Regions from separate parts of the Homo sapiens genome. Here region 1 is linked to region 2. Evidence: chromatin loops called from intact Hi-C (ENCODE). Cell type or tissue: body of pancreas. All regions are shown on one strand. Each heading gives the region's core, and the rest is flanking DNA. Links, peaks and the distances in the headings are about the cores only. Region 1 overlaps BPIFB4 (BPI fold containing family B member 4). Region 2 overlaps EFCAB8 (EF-hand calcium binding domain 8).

What was found. Peaks named below come from ENCODE experiments on the same cell type or tissue, not always from the same donor. Only the 100,000 strongest peaks of a DNase experiment are listed, where the experiment ranks them.
Region 1: it touches region 2 in a loop (2.4-fold over the local background); 71 of 110 quality-filtered maps call a loop at or near these places.

What each region holds. Positions count from the first base shown.
Region 1 is chr20:33,091,233-33,100,949 of GRCh38, reverse strand. BPIFB4 (BPI fold containing family B member 4) reads right to left here. Exons shown (of 18, transcript NM_182519.3): 11 at 8,292-8,492; 12 at 5,797-5,850; 13 at 3,163-3,333; 14 at 457-524. Among named protein-coding and RNA genes, the nearest start is that of BPIFB4, 16 kb to the right of the region's middle. In body of pancreas, for the core only: a CTCF peak has its summit at 4,795; a DNase peak (open chromatin) is centred at 4,789.
Region 2 is chr20:32,898,834-32,908,550 of GRCh38, reverse strand. It overlaps EFCAB8 (EF-hand calcium binding domain 8), which reads right to left. Exons shown (of 27, transcript NM_001143967.2): 12 at 1,922-1,989; 13 at 1,557-1,708; 14 at 139-276. Among named protein-coding and RNA genes, the nearest start is that of EFCAB8, 45 kb to the right of the region's middle. RefSeq lists an enhancer at 1,306-1,806. In body of pancreas, for the core only: a CTCF peak has its summit at 5,886 (motif pointing left); a DNase peak (open chromatin) is centred at 5,880.

The DNA.
Region 1 (9,717 bases), core at 1,155-9,154, 190 kb before region 2:
TGAGTAGCTGGGATTACAGGCACATGGATACCAAGCCCGGCTAATTTTTTCTAGGACTACACGTGTGTACCTATGCCCAGCTAATTTTTCTATTTTTGTAGAGATGGTGTCTTGCTATGTTTCTCAGTCTGGTCTCAAACTCCTGGCCTCAATCAGTCCTCCAGCCTCGGCCTCCCAAAGCACTGAGACTACAGGCATGGGCTACTGTGCCCACACCCCAGCATCATTATTACTGACTGTTGATTTTGGCAGTAGTTTCTTTCTAAGTTCACGGCTTCACCCACCTTGCCTGGCTTGTGACAGTGGTAATGGTAGGCATGAGCCATCGTCACCTTTGCAGCCCCTTGGGTTTACCCAGCCCTGATGGCCACACAGGAGACCTCTACCCGCTCCCTGGTGGCTCCTCCATGAGCAGCACCAGCACCGTCAGGACCCCAAGGCAGCATAGCCCCTTACTTCTCCAGCTTGGCATCAATCATGAGCTTATCTCCTTCTGTGGAAAATGAGGCCAAGAATTCTGTGTCCTGGAGGGAAAGGAAAGGAGAAAGACGTCACTGCCTTCATGTCTTGGCCAGTGCTTGCCAAAGGCTCATTGTGTGCCCAGTGCTAGCTAGGGCTTCGTTAACCCTGAGCATGATGGCAGGTTGTTCCCCGAGGCCTGGGTCAGACCTCCTTTTATAAGCATGAGACTCCTGGTTAACACTCACCATGTACTGGATTTGCACCACCTCTGGAGGGAAGGAGTTCGGAATAATAAGTTGCCAACATTAACTATCGTTTGCAAGTGAGTCACAGTAAGGGCTGAGTGAACACTTCTCAGTAAGGCAACAGTCACAGGATCCCCATGATTTATAGAGGGTGTTTACCAGGTGTCTCTGCAATGCCTCGGAGTGGGTGGGGAGTGGCTCGTAGCCTATGAAACTCACTTTAGATGACGAGATTGGGCATCACCGCTGCCAATCATAACTGTCCCATCCCCAGGAGAGGATATAAAAGGCCCAGGCTCATCTCTCTCTCTCTCTCCAAGTAGAGGCCTTTTTGTAGGAAAATCCCTTTTTCCTTCCCTGCCTCCCACCCAAAATAAATTGAATTTAAAAGTTGGCTTTATGAAAAAACAGTAAGCTCCTGAGAAATTCAGGTGATGTTAGTAGATAACAATGACCACGATGACTGGCCTGATGAAGAACTGGGGGCTCTGGGTGCACGTGCCAGGGGTGTAAGCTGGTGTGGGAAATGGTGTTTGGACTGAGGACTGAAGGGTATGTAGGACTTGGCCAGATGAAAAGAGGGTGGGAGAGTAATCCAGGCAGTGGGGAGGGCATGGGCAAAGGCCAGGAGGCAGGGAAGAGGTTGGCATTAGAGAGGTAGAGAGGAGGCCAGAGAGCAAGGAGGTAAAAGGGTTCGTGAGGCTGCAGTGAAAAGGGACCAAGCCAGGCAGAGCTGTGCGCTGGGGAGGAGTCAGGGCTGCATCCCTGGGACAGCAGGAGTCACTGCAGGGTGCTGGGCTGGCTCACACAAACCTCTGAGCTGCTGATGGAAAATCTCCACACAGTAGAGGCTGATTGATGGAGGACAGATTGGGACAGCCATTCCCACTCGTGGGCTAGAATCGACCCTTTAATCGACCATCTTATAAGGCCCACACAAGAACCCCCACACTCTGTGGCTTGGCATGCTCCAGCCTAGAGCACCTAATTCCCAACTAGAAGTGGCTTATTTGGTCTCAAGCTTTGGGAGTAGGAGGGACTAGCAGGAAGACAGCAGATGGGACCAGAGTCCCAAGTGTCTGAGTTCCAAAGCCTGAAGCCTTAATCATGGAGGGAGAAATGGCATTTAACACAGCTTAACACATTCCTGTGACCAATGTTTACTGAGCATCTACTGTGTGCTGGGCCCTAAGCTAGACCGTAGCCTAGGGTCTCACCACAGAGTGAGACTCCATCTCAAAGAAAAAAAAAAAAAAAGGAAGTAAGGGAGTAACTGTGCAGATACCTGGGGGAAGAGCATCCCAGGCAGAGGGAACAGCATCTGCAAAGGCCCTGAGGTCAGACAGTGCCTGACATGTTGGAGGAACACTGAGGAGCTCAGAGGTGATGAGGGGATGGTCATGAGGACTTTGTGGGCCATTGTCAGGAGATGGGCTTTTATTTCAGAATTGAAGGAATGCAGAGGAGAAACATGGTTCATTTTTTTTTTTTTTTTTTTGAGATGGAGTCTTGCTCTGTCACCCGGGCTGGAGTGCAGTGGTGCGATCTCGGCTCACTGCAGCCTCCGCCTCCCAGGTTCAAGCGATTCTCGTGCCTCAGCCTCCCGAGTAGCTGGGACTACAGGTGTGTGCCACCACATCCAGCTGATTTTTGTATTTTTAGTAGAGGCAGAGTTTCACCATGTTGACAAGGCTGGTCTCGAAATCCTGGCCTCAAGTGATCCACCCACCTCAGCCTCTCAAAGAGCTGGGTTCTCAAGTGTGAGCCACCATGCCTGGCCATGGTTCACATTTTAAGAGGATTCCTTTCTATGAAATAATTGTGAAAATTGTTGTATTTGTATCTGTCCCCTGCTAGGTACCAGGTACAAGAGAGCAGGCACCATCTGTCTCGTTTCCCCTTTCCCCAGTGTCAAGTAGAAAGCATAACACATAGTAGGTGCTCAATAAATATTGCTGAATGAATGATCAAGACTGGCTTGGCCACACACTGGGTATAGGCAACCTGTGAGAATAATATCAGCTAACACTTTGGCAGCCTTTAGGGTATGTCAGGCACTGCTCTGAGCATCTTACTAATGCCCTACTGCCATCCCCCTGTGGCAGAGGAGAAAATCAGTCTTAATTTCATTCAGTCATCACGACAACCCCATGTGGTATTTTTTCTCCATGTTACAGATGAGAAAACTGGGGCTCAGAAGGAAATGCCAAGCAAATTGTGCAAGGCCAGCAAGAGAGTTAAGATTCTAGTCTAGAGATAGGGAGTGACTTGTCCAAAGTCATGTAGCTGGAAGTGGTAAAGGCTAGATTTGGGTTAGAGCCTCTGGCCCCAAAGTTGGGCCCATAGTCATGATGGTGGAGATTGAGGGGATTTGAAGGGGTCTTTGGGCTCCAGGAGACCATGTGGCTCTGTCTTGAGGCCCAGCTGGAGGCCACCAGTACCTCCAGACACTCACCACGTCAATGAGGCAGATGGTAGTCTCCAGGTCTTTGGGCTGGGAGACCATGACCTCGGCAGTGGCCAACACCTTCACCAGCGCTTTGTCCTTCTGCAGCATCACAGATGGTGGGTTCAGCACCTGGATCCTGATGATAAGTGGGCAGGACTCGGGGTACTGCTGGAACACCTGTGGGCAGGCACCAGGCCAGATGGACAGGGCCCTTAGCATAGGAGGTACCCAGGGGGTTATCAGCCAACCTCTAAACACAGAGCACCGGGGTCTCATGTTGCTTGAGTCCAACAAACCACAGGCAAAGCCAATGACCCACTGTGAGAACTGGGCAAGGAGCTGCCCTCTCCAAGCCTTGCACATGGGGTTACTATGAGAAATAACTGTGATCATGCCGGCAAAATTCAGGCTCAATGCCTGACACCTGGAAATGCTTAAAACTTGGTACTGAGTGAAATGGGGTCTCCCAGAGATGCTGGCCAGGTGCTGAATGGACAGTCTTAATTTCATTCAGTCATTACAACAACCCATGGGGTATTTTTTTTTCTCCACATTACAGATGAGAAAACAGGGCCTCAGAGGGGAATGCCAAGGAAATTGTCCAAGGCCAGGAGGAAAGTTAAGATTCCAGTGCATGTCTGTGGGCTCAGAGCCCAGAGCCTCCCAATGCCTCTGAACACTGTTCCTGAAATGAGAAGTCCACGCCTGGGGAATCCCACAGGGAGGTCCCAGGCAAGGCACAGGCTGCCCCCGAGCCCGGATTGCTGGAGGGACTTGAGCTTGTTTGCTGCAGTTTGATTCCCTGAAAGCTAATTTACTAAAGGGACAATTCATAAAATGGCAGTTTGCCATATTTATCAAATGATTGACTTACCAAAAATACATACTTTAAGGAATATACTTCTTAAATATGTTAACTGACCATAGAGAAATGGGCAAAACCACAATATTACTTTCAAAAGAAACAGAAAGAAGTCCCCTCCCCTGGTGACTCCGTGCAGCCCAGGTCTCCAGGACACATTGCTGGGTCCAGCCTGAATCCCCCCTGCTGCAGTCCCAGCGCCACTGAGGACTCAGTCCCTATTCTACCCCAGCTCTGCTACTGCCTCATCATGTGACCTCTCTGAGCCTCTGTTTCCCCATCTGTAAATGGTGTGCTTCTCCTCTTTGGTCCTGTGGATAGAGGGAATGATCAGAACCAATTGAAAAAGTATATTCTGACTGGGCACTGTGGCTCATGCCTGTACTCCCAGCACTTTGGGAGGCCGAGGTGGGCAGATCACTTGAGGTCAGGAGTTCGAGACCAGCCTGGTCAACATGGCGAAATACTGTCTCTACTCAAAATATAAAATTAGCCAGGCATGGTGGTGCATGCCTGTAGTCCCAGCTACTCAGGAGGCTGAGTCAGGGGAATTGCTTGAACCAGGGAGGCAGAGTTTGCAGTGAGCTGAGATTGTGCCACTGCACTCCAGCCTAGGCAACGCAGCAAGACTCTGTCTCAAAAAAAGAAAGAAAAAGTATACTCTAAAAAACAATTTCATAAGCTGTAAAGTGCAGTGCACATAGGAAGTGACCCAGTAAATAAAAGGTCCAGTTGATTGAGGGGTCCACCTGCTGGCTGGAGCTGCCACTGTTACCACCCTAGAGAATGATCCTTCCGATGTTCAATTTGCAGCCACATGAGGGCAATAGTGACCACGTGTTGAGTTTGTTCTCCCCCTAGAGCCTTTGAATTCCACCCAGGACTAAACAGGGCAGGCAGAAAAGAGGTGAAAAATGTCTAAAATGGCTATAGATTGCAGCCATCATTCACACCTGCATAACACTTACTAGGTACAGAGCCCTTTGCTTCCAGGTGCAAGGTAATAGGCCCAGAACCAGACATGGGACCAGAACTGGGGTGGGAAAGGCCTTTGTTCCAACTCTATATGGTCACTAATTGGACAAAAGCACACTTGCTTTTTTTTAAAAAAAGAAGTAATGTGTAATTATTAACAACAGCAATAATAGTTCATGTTGATCAAATGCCTGCTCCTTGCCTTGGTGCAGACTCCAGGTCCACAGCCACCCTCTGAAGTGAGCATGGTTACCCCGTTTTCCAGATGAGAAAACTGAGGCTCAGAGAGAGGAATTGTGCATCTAAGGTCATATGACTGGGATGTGCTGACTCATGTCTGTCTGTTCCAAAGGCCTGGCTTTTCCCTCTAAGCAGCTGTGCACCCGAGTGTGCCTGGCCCGCGTTGACACCTTTACATGCATCATCTCATTTACCTTCCTATGATAACCTATGGAATAGGTATCAGCAGCCTTTTTTGACAGATGAGGAAGCTAAGGCTCAGAGATGTTAAGACTCTTCTCCAAAGTCACACAGCAAGGGAAGTGGCCAGGCTAGGATTAGGCCTATGCAGGCTGGACCACCTATAGAATTCAGGGTCTTTCCACCTCAACCCTCTGTGTCTTCCCCCGCCCCCACCCATGGGGGTCTAGCCTGCAAGCCCTTGTCACTGTCACTGCACTCCCAAGCAGGGGTTCGGGGGAGAGCACCCCACCCCAGCGCTGAGCATCTTCCCTTCCAATCCAGTTTCTCAAACAAGATAGAGAATGAGGCTGAAGGCAATGGGACCTGCCCACCTTACATACCTTGGGGATCAGGGCTCCCAGTGTGGCTGTGGTAAGTGGAGGAAGCTCTTCAAACTATAGGACAAGAAGAAGGGCCACGTGAATCCTGGAGGCTATCGGTACAGACAGGAGTTGCTAATACAGTGATTAAACTCCTACATGCTTTACAACACCCAGCAGGGCGTCTTCGTCTTCTCTCCCTGAAAGACCCCTGGGGAAGTCCTGCCTACCCAGCCATCATCACCATACGCAGATCACCGTAGCCAGTTTGTGGTTAAGTGACCTGGGCTGACTTAAGCTGACCAAGGAGTGTTTCAAAGAACAGCAGGCAAAACCTGAATATTTCTCCTCTAAAAATGTTATTCTTGGGCGAGAACGGTGGCTCATGCCTGTAATCCCAGCACTTTGGGAGGCCGAGGCAGGTGGATCACTTCAGATCAGGAGTTTGAGACCAGCCTGGCCAACATGGTGAAAATCCCGCCTCTACTAAAAATACAAAAATTAGCCGGGCATGATGGCACATGCCTGTAATCCCAGCTACTTGGGAGGCTGAGGCAGGAGAATTGCTTGAACCCAGGAGATGGAGGTTGCAGTGAGCCAACATCACAACACTGCACTACAGCCTGGGTGACAGAGCAAGATTCTGTCTCAAAAAAAAAAAAAAGAAAGAAAGAAAAAGAAAAGAAACAAATGTCATTCCTTATTAAAACAAGGAGACCAGCATCAAGTCCATTTGCATAACTCAGTGTCCACTAAATTCATGACCTCTGTCATATCCTTGAACCACCTGTACTATTATTTACTTAGCATTTTTAAATTGGCTTGCTTCTTAAGACCTCAAATACTCAAAATGGAAAGCCAGTACCACTTGACACAAAGAGATGGCAACTGTAAAACCAAATACAATAAAAACAAAATAATGCCATTACCTTCTGCATGGATATCATTGTCTGTGGAGAGCTTTGGGCATGAGCTCTGTTCTCTCTTAGTTTAAAAGGGGACAACGACAAGTGCAAGAGAGGGCTAACTATATACGGACACCAAGTGGAGACTTTTCTCTTAATGGAAGCAAGTGTTGGCATCATTTGTATGATGGTTTTGTGCAGAATGTCTTGTTCTTAGGAGATATACAGTGAAGTTTATGGAATGAATTGTCATGATGTCTGCGAAAGCTCAAATTGCTCAAAAACAGATAAGATAGATGGATAGACAGACAGGGAGACAGACAGAGAGACAGACAGACAGATCAGACAGATAGATTGATAATGGGTGAGTGGGTGGATGGATATATAAATGGATGGATGGATTGGTGGATGGATGGATGGATGGATGGATGGATGAATTGTGAAGGAATGCATAAATGGGTGGATAGATGGGTGGATGGGTGGGTGGATGGATAGATAAATGGATAGATGGATAGGTGGATGGATTAGTGGATATGGATGAGTGGGTTGATGGGTAAATGGGTGGGTGAGTGAGTGGATAGGTGGATGGATGGATAGATGGATGGGTTGATGGATGGATGGTCGGGTTGATGAGTAGATGGATGGATGGGTTGATGGTGGATGGGTGGGTGGGTGAGTGGATAGGTGGATGGCTGGATAGATGGATGGGTTGATGGAAGGATGGGTGGGTTGATGAGTGGATGGATGAATGAGTTGACGGTGGATGGGTGGGTGAGTGGGTGGATAGGTGGATGGATAGATAAACAGATGGATGGATAGATGGATGAATTGGTGGATGAATGGGTGGATGGTTTGATTGGTGGATGGGTGGGTGGGTGGATGGATGGCTGGATGGCTGGATAGATAGATGGAAGGACTGGTGGATAAATAGATGGATATACAAATGAATGGGAGGGTGGGTGGATGGGTGGATGGATAAATAAATAGATGGATGTATGGGTGGATGAATGGGTGGGTGGATAGGTGGGTTGATGGGTGGAGGAGTGGGTGGGTAGGAGGGTGAATGGACGCATAGGTAGATATGAAGCAACTGTGGCAAAATTTTAACTAGTGGATCTAAGTGAAGGATATATGTCCATCAGTTGTAGCATTTTGCAACTTTTCTGAAGCCTTGAAAGTTTTCAAAAGAAAAAGTTTGGAAAGAAAATGACTGGAGCATGCCTAAGGGTGATATTTTGTTATGTGTCATTTTGTTACTTATGTATTAGTGTTTACCAAATGAAAACATTCTAAACATTTATATTGAGGTTCATATATGTGAATATATGTTATGCTTTTAAAAAACAATTGAAATAAAGTTAAATAAAATTGAATAGGGAGCAACTTTCTCATCGTGAGATTTGGTCTGTGGACCACCTGAAATCCTCCCAAGCACCACTTTGGCAAGTACTGACGTAATTGACGCACACCCATGAGCTGGAGGTGAGTCAAGGGGTGGACCATCTGCAGTTCTCACTTCACAGCAAATTCCCCAAGTCTGTGGAGACTGAGAAGGGTCACTGGCAGCTGTCTGCTGCCCAGCCACCTCCCCCTGGTGGGGCTGTGACTCACCATGCCATTGGTGATATCCAGGTCTAGAGCATGCTGCTTCTGCAGTAGAGTCAGCACTGAGCCCAGGAAGTTGGCAGACATGGCCAGCTGGGACTTGGTGTTGTCACCCATGGGAGGCAGCTCTGGCATCGGCTTGGGAGACACAGCTGGCCACCCCAATGGGTAGTCGATGAGTCCTCCTCCAGCCTCCCCAACCAGCGTCTGGGGGAGAAGAGAAGAAAGGGGTCACAGGGAGGGAGAAGATGGAAAGAAGGGGACTGAAGGCTGGAGTGAGGCCCTGAATCTGCCTCCAGGCAGCCATTTTTGGTTAAACCCACTGAGTCTGAGTGGCTCTTTGATGCATGGTCCCCACTCTCCTCCAGTTTATGATGCAGTGGAACCTTTCGCAGTTCCTGCTTCATGGTCACTTACAATTACAGCCATGGTATGACAGATCCTCTCCAAACTCAGCCCTGCAGTGATGAACTAGCATATGTATGCATCTGTACAATGCATATCTACCCTCTAAAGACCAGACTCCTCTCCACGGTCTACAAGGTGCTAGGTGATCTGCTCCAGGAGACCTCTCCAGCCTCCAAGCCACTCTGTCTCTCACCTTCCCGCTACACAGCCACCAGGGCCTTTGCAGTCTCCCCACAACACCACTACCCCCACCATGGAGCCTTCCCACAGGATATTCCCTTCCCCACATTCTTCTTTTGTTAAGTTCCACTCATCTGGCAGCTCTCAGCTCAAGTGTTACCTCCTCCAGGAAGCCCTCCTTGACTTCCCTGGGTGGATCATACACCCCCTGCTTTAGGCTCTGATAGCCTCGGATCCTTGATCACCGTGCTCATGACTTAGAATTGCATATTTGTTTGAGTGATTCTTTATGGCCTGTCCCCTCCAAAACATTCTAATCTCCATCAGGGCAGAGACTTTGTCTTGTTCATCACTGTACTTCCAGCACTCAGCCCAGAGCCTCACTCAGCCTCAGCTCAGGCATACAGCGGGTGACCAATGAATATCTCTTCAACAGATGTATGTTTATGAATATATTAGGTGTGCATGCACAGGTGCTGGAAATATATATGCATGCGCAGGGGCGCCTGTATACACGGGAGCACGGATGCACTCCTGCATCTCTGTATCTGCTGGAGCAAGTGTGGAGTCATCTGTGTTCATGAAGCCTAGGGAAAGTACATATGTGTGCGTGCCCCATACAAAATTAGGGGCCAGATGCAGGCCAGTGCTGGAGGAGCCAGCTCATACCACCTCACATGGTCAGATTTCACACATCTCTTCCCAACTCTGCATCCACTGACGTCATGTTGGTAACTTGAAGCTGTCCATGATGGGAGTTTTGATACCATGGATATTGGCCAATGCTACAAATCAGGACTTTTTTTTAATCATGGAGAGATGATGGTTAAATGCTTACCAGCAT
Region 2 (9,717 bases), core at 1,066-9,065:
GGCCAGGCCACAGAGTCTAGCCGCTTCAGCAGTCCCAGGAGGGACAGGACGTGGCCACCCCTTGGGTGTCCCATGGGATTCAGACCCTGGCCCTCCACCTGCGGCCTTGACCCCACTCCCTCCTGGGACAGCACTCACTGAGTAGGTGCTGCAGATGAGGGTATTGTCCTTCTCGAAGAAGTAGGCACTGGTGATGGGGCAGTTTCCCAGAGCAAAAAACTTCCCACAGAAGGACTGGAGGCATATGTAGTCCAGCATGTCCCACACGCGAATATTCTGGGGGATGGGAAAAAGGCAAGACGCTGAGCATGGGTCTCGGGGATGTAGCCGGCTCCTGAAGCCTCGGGGGTGCCTCCGGCGAACAAGGCCAGGGCACATCGTCCGTCCAAGCACTTCTAACACACACACATGGTGTTGGCACCGTCACACCCAGCAGCAGAGAGGCTACTCTTGTGCTCAGATAACCCAGGTACACAGTGAGTGAGGGCCGGGCACAGCTCCACCCCCAGCCTGCCCCCAGGCCTCCACCCTGTTGGAGCAGCTGAATTCACTGGCTGGGTACAAAAGCCAAGCCAGGCAGCACATGCTGGCCCCAGGCCCTCCCTTGCTGCCACTCCAGCCTGGGACACAGTCCGGTAGTGGCTACCAACATAGTTGCCACAGTGGCCTGCCTGTCCCCAGAGGGGCCCCTCCCATTCCTCCCAGGTGGAGGAACTTTCCCTAGAGGGCCCCACAGAAGTCCCTCCAAGACCCTGACTTCTTGGAGGCATCCTCTGCCCATGGCCGACTGGGGACCTCAGCGAGACTGTCCCTGTCCCCATGCCCCAGACTCAGACCCTTCATCAGAGGCGATGATCCCAGCTCCCAGGGCTTCTGGGAAAATTCCAGACAGGAGGGTGTGTGGATATGTTGGAGAGGGTGCTCCAGGTGACCCTGAGGGCCCTGACAATTCTCCATCTCCAGAGTTCCAGAAAACGTAACCTGTCCCCTAAAGGAGGGCCCCCAGCACTGTGGGCCCACAGCCCAGCAGACGGGGCAGTATCCTGAGCCTACAGCTGCAGAGGAGCACAGTGGCGGGTCCCAAGTGGGAGCCCTGGCATGTGGGAAAGGCCAAGCCCAGCCCTCATGGCCAGGCAGCCGAGGAGGGGTCACTAGAGCAACTGAGAGGTGCAGATCGAGGGCAGGGGCAGCGCAGGGGAACGGCTGCCATGCATTGCACAACTCCCCTGTGCCAGACACTGCACTGCTGTTTTGCTGCTGGTTCTCTAAACCACTCAACAGCCCATTCTATGGATAGGGAGACTGAGGACTGAGGCTCAGAAAAGGGAAGGACTTGCCAGGGTCACAAAGTTAGAAGCCAGGCTGGGCTACCTGGGAACCCAGCTCTGGGGACATGCTCAGAGGTCCATGGCCACCCTCACCTTCCTCCCACCCGGGGCCCCTCCTGCTAGGCCTTTGGCCAGATGTGGGGCCGTGGGCAGGGAGGTCATGCCATTTCTCTGGCCAGTGTGTTTCCCTGAGGAACAGAAGGAGTCAGGCGGACCGTCGGGGCGGACCTTGTCCTTGGAGACACTGATGAGGATGCTGTTGTTCCTGCTATCCACAAGGATGTGCGTCACTGAGGTCTGGTGTCCCTTCATCAGCCACACGGGCCTCTTTGAGACAAAGGGGTTCCACAGGCGGATGAAGGCATCGTAGCCACCAGTCACTGTGGTCAAGACGTGGGTGTCAGTCCCAGGGGCCTCCACTGGGGACCTTCACCCACTGGTGAAGGTGGTGCCCAGAAGTGGGGACAAGAGCAGCAGGAGAGGAAGCCAGACAGAGGCCAGATGCTGTGCAGCCCTCTCCTGAGCTCTGGTGGTCCCCCCATCCCCAGCAGCCCTCCCCCCAGCAGCTTCTGGGTGACATGAAGGTGACTTACCCAGGAAGTTCCTGTCTGGGCAGTAATCAAAGCAAAGAATCCCTTTCCTTAAACGCAGCACTGACAACCTACAATATCAAAGGAGTGAGGGCTGCAGGGCCGGGAGCAGTGGCCCCAAGAGAGCGTCTGAGACTGAGCCTGGGGTGGGAGGAGCTAGAGGCAGAGCCTCCCAGGAGGCCTAGGGAGGAGTCACTACCTCTCCATCCTAGGAGAGGAGTAGCCCCAGAGACCACCCAGGGTTCACCCTGCAGCCAAGTCAGGGCTCAGCACCACAGGCAAAGCAGCAGCCCAGTCCTGGCCCCAAACCAACAGCCCACAGGCCAGATGCCACCTTCCAGGTAGAGACAGCTCCCAGGCAGGAGCGACTCCTGACATTTGTAAAGCATTTGGCCTCATTCCAAGGGCAAATTTGATTTTCACATCAACTGTACTGGGACAGGCATCTTCCCATCCATGATACAAATCAAGAAAAAAGCGGGGTTCCAAGGGAGGGACAGAAAGGAAGCTCCCGGGTGCCCCACCCTGGCTACGTGTGGTCCCCATGCAGGGTGCTGTCTCCTGCATCATCTGGACATCTCATACAATGCCCAAGAATAGAACTGCCCTGCGCTAGGGATAGAGACACCAAAAGGAAAAGTCAAGGAGCTTCCCCAAGGTCACACAGGTTGCAAACAATGGGGGTTATGGGGTTTAGGACATGCTACCCCAAAATATGGCATCTTGGCATTTGAGACAACAGCAGAAGCAGCAGGAGGGCCACGCTTGCCTTCCCCTAGCCTTCTCCCTGAAGCAGGTCATAGAACACTGATTCCATAGGTGCCCACTCTATACCTATACCTAGGGGAAAGGAATGTCCTTTTTTTTTTTTTTGAGATGGAGTCTCACTCTGTCGCCCAGGCTGGAGTGCAGTGGTGCGATCTTGGCTCACTGCAACCTCCACCTCCCAGGTTCAAGTGATTCTCCTGCTTCAGCCTCCAGAGTAGCTGGGATTACAGGTACACACCACCACGCCTGGCTAATTTTTGTATTTTTAGAAGAGATGGGCTTTTACCATGTTGGCCAGGCTGGTCTGGAACTCCTGACCTCAGGTGAGCCACCCATGGCCTCCCAAAGTGCTGGGATTACAGGCATGAGCCACCAAACCCAGCCCCAATGTCCTTATTTCTGAAGACACAGGGACACAGAGGGGGATCTGGACAAACAGTTTACTGCCATCAGATGGTACTAGTCCAGTCGTCCTGCATGACCGTCCATTCTTCATCAAACTTCACATGAAACTACACAGGCGTCCCTGTCTCTTTGGGTTTTTTTCTGAAGGCTCCCATGTCACATGAAACTTAAATGTGCATGCTTTTCTCTTGTTCATCTGCCTTTTGTTATCAGGGTCTCAGCCATAAACCTTACAATGGGTGAAGAAAAAATATTACTCCTCCCGCACAGGGGTCAGGATTCAGACCTAGGGTGGATATGGCAGGAGGTGGCAGGAAGCTCAGTAAGCAGCGATCCAGGAGAGGAGAGGCTCATTAGGGCCGGGTGAGGCTCAGAGGGCTGGAGAGGCCCAGACAGGAGTTCCAGGAAGGCCAGGGCCCTGCAGCCCTCACAGGCCTAAGAACCGCAGATGCTCTGTGCCTATGCCCATGCCTCTCATCCACAACATCCTGCCCCGCCAGCTCCTTCTACTACACTCTTCAAAACTCCATTCTGGCCAGGCACAGTAGCTCACGCCTGTAATCCCAGCACTTTGGGAGACCAAGGCGGCCGGATCACCTGAGGTCAGGAGTTCCAGACCAGCCTGGCCAACAGGGTAAAACCTCGCCTCTACTAAAAATACAAAAATTAGCCAGGCATAGTGGTATGTGCCTGTAATCCCAGCTACTCAGGAGGCTGACGCAGGAGAATCACCTGGACCTGGGAGGTGGAGGTTGCAGTGAGCCAAGATTGTACCACTGCACTCCCAGCCTGGGTGACAGAGAAAGACTCAGTACCCCCACCCCGCCACCGCCTTAAAAAAAAAAAAAAAAAAAAAGCTCCATTCAGGTGTGGTGGCTCACACCTGCAATCCCAGCACTTTGGCAGGCACAGGCAGGAGGATCCCTTGAGGCCAGGAGTTCAAGACCAGCCTGGGCAACACAGCAAGATCCCATCTGTACAAAAAAAACAAAAATTAGCTGGGCGTGATGGTGCACCTGCAGTCCCAAATACTTGCAAGGCTGAGGTGGGAGGATTGCTAGAACCCAGGAGGTTGAGGCTGCAGTGAGCTGTGATCATGCCACTGCACTCCAGCCTGGGGGACAGAGCAAGAACCTGTCCACGAAAAAAACAAAAAGACTCTATTCAGGCCAGACACAGTGGCTCACGCCTGTAATCCCAGCACTTTGGCAGGTCGAGGCAGGAGGATCCCTTGAGGCCAGGAGTTCAAGACCAGCCTGGGCAACACAGCAAGATCCCATCTGTACAAAAAAATTAAAAATTAGCTGGGCATGGTGGTGCACCTGCAGTCCCAGCTACTTAGGAAAGTGAGGCAGGAGGATCACTTGAGCCTGGGAGTTTGAGGTTACAGTGAGCTCCAGCCTGGGCAACAGAACGACACCCTGCCTCAGAAAAAAAAAACCCAAAAAATCCATTCAAAGGCATCTGTAGTAGGGCACCCGACCCCCTGACACAGTATGCCCTCCACTGAAGTCACCCCTGACCCGGCTCCTCCACCACTCCCGGGGGGCCTAAGCCAGGTGCCTGGGCATCAACCTGGACAACACTGTGGCTCCCATTATCCAGCCTGGCCCCAAGTCCTCCTTGCCTACTTCCCTCCACTCCCATGGCCACTGCTAGCCCAGGCCCCTGACTTTGCCGTATCAGCCTCCCAGCCAGTTCCTTCATCTCCAGCCTTGCTCCCCTTTAAATCATCTGTCCAGAGACACAAGGATTCCTCTAAAAATCAAAGCTTCAAAGAGAACAGATGGCAGTACACATATTTCATTTATTGCCAAACCAGATATTCCTCCCTCCACACGTATATGTGCTGCCGAAAAATGTTCTGGAAGAATGGTCACCAAAATGTTAGTAGAAATTATTTCAGGCCGATTTCACGTATTGATCAACAAAGATTTCCTGGCTCCTACTCCTGCCAGGATTACCAGGGGCACAGACACGAGGCTTCTGCCATAGGGGGTTTTCCTTCTAGAGGGAAACAACAGGAGGAAGTGGACACACAGAAGGGAGATGGACATTTACAAATCATGGCGAGTCCTGCAAGGGACATAAGCACATGGCTTTGACGGAGGACAACAGAAGGAGGCTCACTTCTGCCGGCCTCTCTGAGGAGGGTCCAGGGCAGCGGAGACCTGAAGGGTGAGAAGGAGTCAGCCCCGGGGAGCCCAGGGGAGGGGTGAGGCTTCAGCCGGAGGGAGCAGCCTATGCAAGGCCGGTGTGGTGGGCACCAGGTGGGCCAGGAGGAGAGGGCATGAGAGGACATGGGCGAGATGGGCAGGGCCCAATCCACAGCCCTGGCCAGGAGCCGTTGAAGGCTCCATACAGGGCCCTGGCTGGATCAGATTTGTTGATGGCCGTGGGTCAGGAAATGTGGCCTGAGGGGACACGGTGAGGCTGCTAAGAGGGCCAGGGCAAGCAGTTCAGGTGGGAGATGACGGTGGCTTCAACTAGGTGGTGGTGGCAGAAGTGAAGGAAGAGGGGACAGTCGGGGAGACGCCGGGGGTCAGTCCACACACTCAGCACCGGCTCCTGCTACCACACCCGCTCCGTCAGATTTGCTCCTGGCTCGAACCATCTGAGAACTCAGGTGAGGCTGGCTGCAAGGAAGCCAGACCCTCAGGCCCACACTGCCTTGGAGGCTGAGGCTGACTCCAGAGGCAGAGGTTGGGGTGCCAATGCCAGGCCCCACCCGCAGAGGATATGCCCTAAGATGGCATCGCCAAAACGGGAGACCAGCAAGTGGTCAATTGTGCCACCTGCCGGCCTGTACATTGCACTGCATGCAGACAAGAATGCATGGGGTGTGCCAACACTCCCAGCTAATTTTTAAATATTTTGTGTAGATGGGATCTTGCTGTATTGCCCAGGCCGGTCTTGAACTCCTGGCCTCAAGGGATCCTCCTGCCTTGGCCTCCCTAAGTGCTAGGATTACAGAAGTGAGCCACCGTGTCTGACCTGAATGGAGTCTTTTGTTTTTTTTGAAGACAGGGTCTTGCTCTGTCACCCAGGCTGAAGGAAGGGAACATGTGTCTCTGTGTTTGTGTGTGTAAATATATTCTCTACCCTACCCCAAAAATACATCTCCAGTCCCTCCATCCCACAACACAGCCCAGCTCCAGGCCACCATCCTATGCAGCCTCAACTATTGCAATGGCCTCCTCACTGGTGTGTTCACCACCACCCCTGCCCATGGACACTCCACCTGCAACATATAAGCCAGACCACACCAGTTCTCTGCTCAAAACCATCCCAGAACCGTGCTTATATCTAGTTCCAAATATTGTAAGAAGATACTCTGAGGTACTTAGAGAAATATTAACGTGGACTAGCTACTAGGTGATATGGAAGAATTATACCATTTTATCTATTTTTGTGTGTGTTTGAAACATTTTATAATGAAAATATTAATTTAAAATTAATTAATTTAAAAAACAAGGCCAGGAGCGGTGGCTCACGCCTGTAATCCCAGCACTTTGGGAGGCCGAGGCGGGCGAATCATGAGGTCAAGAGATGAAGACCATCCTGGCCAACATGGTGAAACCCCGTCTCTACTAAAAATGCAAATATTAGCCGGGCATGATGGCGCGTGCCTGTAATCCCAGCTACTTGGGAGGCTGAGGCAGGAGAATCGCTTGAACCCGGGAGGTGGAGGTTGCAGTGAGCTAAGATTACACCACCGCACTCCAGCCTGGGCACTGCAGCAAGACTCTGTCTCAATCAATCAATCAATCAATCAGTCAATCAATAACAAGAGCATACCACAGACAGCGGAGCTGTGCAAAGGCCCTGGCGCAGGAGCACGCCTGAGCCTGAAGGCCAGTGGAGCTGAGTGGGCAGGTGGAGGCAATGAGGTCAGGAAGGCAGCAGGCCCGGCCCACAGAGGCCCTCCTGGCCCTGGTGAGGTGACCCCCTGATATCCTCCTGCCATCAGGACTCAATAAAACAAGATCTGAATGAAACACATATCTTATACACCAAGCTTGTCCAACTCACAGCCCATGGGCCTCATACAACCCAGGACAGCTCTGAATGTGGCCCAACACAAATTCATAAACTTTCTTATAACATTATGAGACTTTTTTGTGATTTTTATTTAGCTCATCAGCTATTGTTAGTGTCAGTGTATTTTATGTGTGACTCAAGACAATTCTTCTTCTTCCTATGTGGCCCAGGGAAGCCAAAAGATTGGACACCCCAATATACACTAAGTGATACCACCACCAATGCAGACAGATAGCCTCAGCAAACAGCTCCAAGCAAACTTCTGCCACACGGCCCCATTCAAAGCACTGAACCCAAGACTGAAACTTCCCCTTCACGTCAGACATTCCCGGAGGCCCCTTTTTCCGGCCTGCAGGGAGCTCCAGGACTTGTCTAGAAATGTACACAGTGCACTGTTTGGTTAAAAAGGCACTGGACGGCCGGGCGCGGTGGCTCATGCCTGTAATCCCAGCACTTTGGGAGGCCGAGGTGGGCGGATCACGAGGTCAAGAGATCGAGACCATCCTGGCCAACATGGTGAAACCCCATCTCTACTAAAAATACAAAAATTAAGCCGGGCATGGTGGCTCACGCCTGTAATCCCAGTACTTTGGGAGGCCAAGGTGGGTGGATCACAAGGTTGGGAGATCGAGACCATCCTGGACAACATGGTGAAACCCCGTCTCTACTAAAATATGAAAAAAAATTAACCGGGCATGGTGGCGCACACCTGTAGTCCCAACTACCTGGGAGGCTGAGGCAGGGGAACTGCTTGAACCCGAGAGGCGGAGGTTGCAGTGAGCCGAGATTGTGCCACTGCACTCCAGCTTGGCAACACAGTGAGACTCCGTCACAAAAAAACAAAAAATAAAAATAATAAAAATTAAAAAATGAAAAATAAAAATACAAAAATTAGCTGAGCACGGGGGCACGTGCCTGTAGTCCCAGCTACTAGGGAGGCTGAGGCAGGAGAGTCACTTGAACCTGGAAGGCGGAGGTTACAGTGAGCCGAGATTGCGCCACTGCACTCCAGCCTGGTGACACAACAAGATTCCGTCTCAAAAACAAAACAAAACAAAAAAAGGCACTGGACATATAATGAGGCCCAAGATAAAACTCCAGCTCAAGTGTCTGCTCTAAGACAGTCACTTCCCCTCCCTAAGCTTCGGGTTTCCCATCTGTAAAATGAGGAGTTGGACGAAATTAGCCTTATCATCTCAGGATTGAAATTTCCCCTGAAAAACAACCAGGACAGAAAGGGACAGACATGGGTCTAAATGGCCCTCTGTTTCTGCCCCAACCCCACCCTGGCCTCACCCAGTCTCTCCCCAATACAGGCCTTAAATCTCCTGCTGTTCCCCCAAAAAGACTCTCCTGGGGCTCAATCTTCAGCCTGTGCAGAAGCAAAATGTCAGAGCCCCAAAGGCTCAAGGTAAAGACTAGGGGCCGGAGGAAAACTGCAGGGGCAAGAGCCACCCAGCAGGAAGACTCCGCGAGAGAACATACCTACCAGTTTATCCACAGTAAACGGCACAGTAGAAGCCACACAGTAAAAGAACAGAAGTGGGCCAGGCGCGGTGGCTCGTGCCTGCAATCCCAGCACTTTGGGAGGCCGAGGCGGGCTGATAACCTGAGATCAGGAGTTCGAGACCAGCCTGACCAACACAGAGAAACCCCGTCTCTACTAAAAATACAAAATTAGCCGAGCATGGTGGTGCGTGCCTGTAATCCCAGGTACTCGGGAGGCTGAGGCAGGAGAATCACTTGAACCCGGGAGGCAGAGGTTGTGGCGAGCCGAGATCGCACCATTACACTCCAGCCTGGGCAACAAGAGTGAAACTCTGTCACAAAAAGAAAAAAAGAAAAAAAACCAGAAGTGGTGGCTTTTGATAACTGGGTCAGGGAATGGCGATTGAATAAGGAGGGGGCCCCTCAGGACTCCAACCTTCTTTATAATGTTTTCATTTTTTACATGGACAATGCATTTAATACATACTTGTGTGATTAATTGGTTTTTCTTTTTTTTTTTTTTTTTGAGACGGAGTCTCACTGTGTCCCCCAGGCTGGAGTGCAGTGGCGCAATCTCGGCTCACTGCAAGCTCCACCTCCTGGGTTCACACCATTCTCCTGCCTCAGCCTCCCGAGTAGCTGGGACTACAGGTGCTTACCACCACGCCCGGCTAATTATTATTATTATTATTATTATTATTGTATTTTTAGTAGAGACGGGGTTTCGCCATGTTAGCCAGGATGGTCTCGATCTCCTGACCTCATGATCCACCCACCTCGGCTTCCCAAAGTGCTGGGATTACTGGCGTGAGCCACCGCGCCCGGTGACTAACTAGTTTTTCAAAAGAAAAGAAAAAACTTCACTCTAGGGTAGAGGAATCTAGACTGAAGGAAACAGATTGGAACCATCTGCAAAGAACCAATGCTGCCAGTTACTGAACACATACCACAGAGGATTCCCTCATGCAACCCTTCAGGAAGTGAGGTACGTGCTTTCACACCCTTTCACAGATGAGGGAACTGAGGGTCACAGAGGAGAAAGTAACTCACAGTCATCCCTTCATTCAGAAAACATTTCACTGACTGCCAATCACTCT